Regions from separate parts of the Mus musculus genome. Here region 1 is linked to region 2. Evidence: chromatin loops called from intact Hi-C (ENCODE). Cell type or tissue: gastrocnemius. All regions are shown on one strand. Region 1 overlaps Nkd1 (naked cuticle 1). Region 2 has its middle 14 kb from the start of Snx20.

Evidence for each region. Peaks named below come from ENCODE experiments on the same cell type or tissue, not always from the same donor. Only the 100,000 strongest peaks of a DNase experiment are listed, where the experiment ranks them.
Region 1: a loop joins it to region 2, with 2.3 times the contacts of the local background. A loop is called at or near these places in 5 of 42 quality-filtered maps.

What each region holds. Positions count from the first base shown.
Region 1 is chr8:88,566,828-88,569,327 of GRCm38, reverse strand. All of the region lies in intron 3 of Nkd1 (naked cuticle 1), which reads right to left. Among named protein-coding and RNA genes, the nearest start is that of Nkd1, 47 kb to the right of the region's middle. In gastrocnemius, a CTCF peak has its summit at 1,386 (motif pointing left); a DNase peak (open chromatin) is centred at 1,379; H3K4me3 peaks cover 297 bases; H3K27ac peaks cover 717 bases.
Region 2 is chr8:88,620,384-88,622,883 of GRCm38, reverse strand. No RefSeq gene overlaps it. Among named protein-coding and RNA genes, the nearest start is that of Snx20, 14 kb to the left of the region's middle. In gastrocnemius, a CTCF peak has its summit at 1,234 (motif pointing right); DNase peaks (open chromatin) are centred at 176, 1,251 and 1,757.

The DNA.
Region 1 (2,500 bases), 54 kb after region 2:
TGGAGAAGCTGGCAGACGAGGCTGGGATCTTCTGGGCCAGGAGGAGTCCATGGTCTCCTAGATCCAGGAAATCTGGGGTACCCAGCCCCCAACAGCCCCAGTGGCTGGTTGCTTTTCTGTGGCATATCCAACAGAGATGGGATAACCAAGGCAGCTCACCATCTGGCCCTCGTCTCTAACTTCTCAGTCCCCCAGGCTTCTCTACCCTCAGAATCCACTCATGAGCACCATAGGCCATAGGTGCTAGGAACTGCCCACTCAGGCTAATAACGAGGGACATTCAGGCCAGGAGACAAAAACAGTCACCATCCAAGGGCTAAGGAGATGGAGACAGACAAGGCTCCCCAAAGCACTGGCAGAAAGTCAGTGACAGAAAGTCAGAGAACCCCCTCCCCCAGGGAAGAGGAACCCAAGTTCATTCTACCCCAGAAGAGTATCAGAACCAAGATCTCAGGCAGCTGCTTCCAGAGCCAGGCGACATCTCTCTGCAAGCGTATAAGGCCCAGCCCTCAGCTCCTCCAGCTCTACCAGCCGAGGGTCACAGGTAATGGATCCTGGGTCTCCTGGGAGCTGACGAAGACACCTGCCTCCCTGGCTGCATCTTGCCTCCCTTCCGGCCCCTAAAGTGCACCATTTCTGCCCAGATGGAGGTCAGAGAGAGAGGCCAGTGAAGGGAAGGTTGTGAACCACCATCTCTTGAGAGCAGGCTCTGGGACGACCCGGCTGGTTTTGTTCTGGAATTGTACCTGACATTCATTATGTGTGTGTCCCACCTTTGACTATTTCAACCCAGTGTTAACAAGAAACACTTCTGTGTTTGTTCCAAGTAGGTTTGCCATTCCGTGTTAAGCTGCATACATAGCTCCCTGGGAATGCGGACAATCTGTGGGCTATGGGTTGGCACATCTGTTAGGTGCTAGACAAATGTGGTAAGTGTGTTTTGGGTGGACTCTGGCTCTGAGAACACTGTCCCTGCCCATCCTCACACACTGCCACCTAGGATGGTGACAAATCCCAACTCATTAACCTGTTTACTGCAACAACTCAGGCTAAACTTGTCTCTGGCTGTAAAAATCCTGACACTTACAGACCAGGACCAAGCCAGAGCCTACTATAACTGGAATGTGAGACCTCTGCCACGCTCAGAGGCTTATGCCACCCTTGCCCATAGCCCCTCTGGTTTCCCCAGCTGGTTCAACTGTGCTGCTCAGAGGAGAGAGGCACCTCTCAGGCACTGGCAGGGCTGGCTTTCTGCCTAGGCTCACAAGAAACAGCCTCCGTGGCTCCAAAGACACGGAGTGGTGATTAAAATTCCTCCCCTCGCTCCTATTTTTATCTGCCTAGAATGTAGTCGGAGTGCTCCATGTGGCGCCCCCAGCTGGCCCCCCACAGCTAAGCATGCAGCCTGAACACCTAGTCTCCTGCTAGGGAGATGGACATCAGATATCAGGGAGGACCCCACGGGACACAAATGACCCTCAGGGATGGTGGCCTTGCCAACTTCTGGCATCAGCCAGCCACAGATTAACAAAGTACACTGCCCAGGCTATCAGTCGGCAAGCTGTGGACATTTGCATGCCACCATCACCACAACTTCCTTCAAGACAGTCCCAAGCTAAACTACTTGATACTCCTCCTCCTCCCCGCCCCTTACTAGAGTAGTGAGAGATAGAACCCAGGGTTTCTACATACTAGGCATTCTAACCACTGAGATTCCCAGTCTTCTTTTTAAATGGTCACTTTTTATTTTGAGATAGAGTTTCGATTGCCGGGCTAGCCTTAAACTGACATTCCTCCTGTCTTGGCTGTTGAGTAACTGGGATTACAGATGTGCAGCTGGCTAATACTCAAACTTCTCTAAGTATGTTAAATATTCTCATTCTCTCCTCTCTTCCTCCCCCCTCCCAACCCTCCAACCTTGCAAGAAGATCAGCGACTGCAGGGCTGTGAGTCCTCGTTACATTCAAGGCTTTTGAGGCATATCGTACATTAAACAGATATAGTCATTACAATGCCAGATGTCCACTACTTACCACCCCAAGTCCTACCCCACAGAAGAGTGATGCCCAGGCTTTGAGAATGGAAAGATGTGACAAGCCCCATTGGTGCCCCTATGGCAAGGCTGGTTCTAACAGGAGGAGAGGGAGAAGAGACACACAGAGCAAGACACGGAGGGATGCCCAGGCTCTTTTCATAGACAACAGCTATTACATTTATAATTCGATGTCTATGGACGGAGAAAAGAAGGCTGAGGCGGGGAACAAGCTCTAACTCAAAGGTGGTAAACTTGTATGCTTTCTTATGGTGAATGTCAAGAGTTTGAGGCAGATGTCCTGGGCCAGGAGAGGCTTATGCAGAATAGTCAGGGCGTAGACCTAGCCCAAGCTCAGCGCCCAGGAGCTTACTGGCATGGGAGTACAAGGTCATACAGACTAAGGACCAAGGATGATACAACGAACATTGACTGAGTGTGACAGCTACCTCGTCCCATGCTGAGCCT
Region 2 (2,500 bases):
CAGAGTCTCCAAGGGTGCAAAGGAACCAGGGTGGGTCCTAGAAGATCGAGGGAAAGCAGAAGGCCAGCGCACAGGCCAGAATCTACGCAACACGCATCAGCAGATAAAAGCCATCTCTCGTGATTGGCTCGATGAAAGTAAAGGGGCTGAAGAGCTCGGGTTTGGAGATGTGGATCCATCCTTTCAGGCACAGGAGCAAAACCACAAGTTAACCTGACAGGGAAAGAATCTCCTGTCTGACAGTCCCAGCAGAGGACTGGCTGCCGGTCATACTGGATCTGATCACAGGCACACATGCTTATTCGCTCAGCTCAGTCCTGCTGCTCTCTGCTTCATCTTCTCTCCTCTCCAGAGGACTGCAGCCTCTCCGAGATCACATACTCTTTCCTTGCAACTCCAGATGACTGTCTCATGCAGGCTTCTTCCGAGGTCTCTGCCTGTAGGATCTGTAGGAAAGCACACACCTGTTCCTTCCTGAGAAAGCCAAAGAGGATACCTCTCTCACACAGTATACAGCCTCGAACCTCTAGATACCTCTCTCACACAGTATACAGCCTAGAACCTCTAGATACCTCTCTCACACAATATACAGCCTAGAACCTCTAGATACCTCTCTCATACAGCCTAGAATGGGCGCCTGGCAGACTTGACATGAAAGTTCTGCTGTATATGGCTCTGCGATCTACTTTGTAAGGCGCAGTTGAACATAACTAGCATTTCTCTATAGTGTATAACATGATGACAGTCTGGTTTTCATGGTTCCACTGTACTCTGACACAAATGCCACATCTTACCACCTCTTACTATGGCATGCTTTCTTTTGGCAGAGGATTAAGCCAAATAGATCTTTCTGCAACTGGTGCACCCTCCCATTGGTCTCTTACAGTGGCATTTATGAGTTTTTAGACACTTCTTTAGACTCTTTTTAAAAACACTGTCTTTTATTTTACTTTTATCCTGACCAAAGCTGCCTGTTTTATGAAGCACTCACACTTGCAATGGTTTTAATAATCCCATTTCATTTCTCCTCATAAAGGCTCCTCCAATACTCTTCCACTTGGTAATCGGGAGAGCTATCCCATGGACCTGCCATGGTGCTGTCGTATTATATTGATTAAGCTAGCTCTCTGACAACTTCATACATGTAACTAACACTGTCATTCTAAACCAGCATTAAGTTCAAAGTTTGTTCCTTTTCTGGCAGGCTTGATCCGGCCGTTCACTAGATGACCAGCAGAGGTCGCTCAAAACCCAGTGCTCTGTGCTGAAAGAGACCATGGAAAAAGACAGCAATCCAGGAGGTTGGGGAGAGTGAGGCACACCGCGACTTGGCAAAGCTTTTAAAAGAGACAATACTAGAAACACGGTTGCTATGTTGCCTCCGTCACTGTCCCTCATGTTTGTTAGGGTGCCCCCAGGTGAGTCCCAGAGCTCTGGGGTCCCTGTCTCTCTGCCTGCTGTGCTGGGGAAAGGAAAGAGTTTGTGCTCCCAGGAAAGCACACCTGACCTCCCAGGGCCCAGTCCAGACACTCTACTACAAACTGGAAAGAAAGAGGTGTGGATATGAGATAGTCCTTCCTCACTTGTTAGTTAGGCCTCTTAAGAAATGTACTTATCTTCCCCCTCCGACCCCCAAACATAAACTGTGAGGCATGGACCTAAAATTCCACTGGAGGAACAGACTGTAAAGACAGTTGAGACACTCCCCTGGTGACCAGCTGGAATCGCCCAGCAAGACGGTCTTCAACCCCCTCCTGGAGAGCATCCAGATGCCCACTCCAACACTGTTACAGCCAACAGCCATGGAAAGGGCCCTCCATTTGTCACTGGGATATTTTACAACCATGCAAGCAGACACTGTGATAAAACACAGCGGACAAGTGTCACATCTCTAGACACACACAGTCTTTGGCACCCTCCGGGTGATGGGAAGCCAAGGTGGCAGGTAAAACATTTTGAGAAGCAACTGTGAGACCCAGCTCCACTGGGCTATGCAGAGGTAAAGGCAGTGGACACAGCAGGTAACCCCCAACAGAAGAGGGTGCAGGAACACAGCTCTTCTAGAAAAGGGGTTTGTTCAAAGGTTTGGACTCACAAACTTATGGCAGTTAAGAAGTCCCACAGCCTTTGCAAACTGGAGGCCCAGAAAATAAGGGACACAAGGCAGGGGAAGATGGGGACCCTGCTTAGTAGTCAGGCAGAGGGAGGTCAATGCAGCCTTCTTTACTTTTCTTTGTTGGGCTCTAGCAGGACTGGATGCTGCCACCCCCTTCCTCATGTGGTCCACAAAACTCTGCTGTTTCTTCTGAAATGGCCCTCGAAGACACGGATTAGTTAGTTATCTGGGCATCCCAGGACCCAGGCAAGTGCACATAGAAAGTTGGCCACCACGAATTCTGAGATTATAAGGGTAACAATAGAAGTTGAAGTGGTGGTTTTCCCTTTTAGAGAGTAAAGAGCCTTTCACTGGAGGGAGACATTGAGAGGTCTCAGAGGGTTG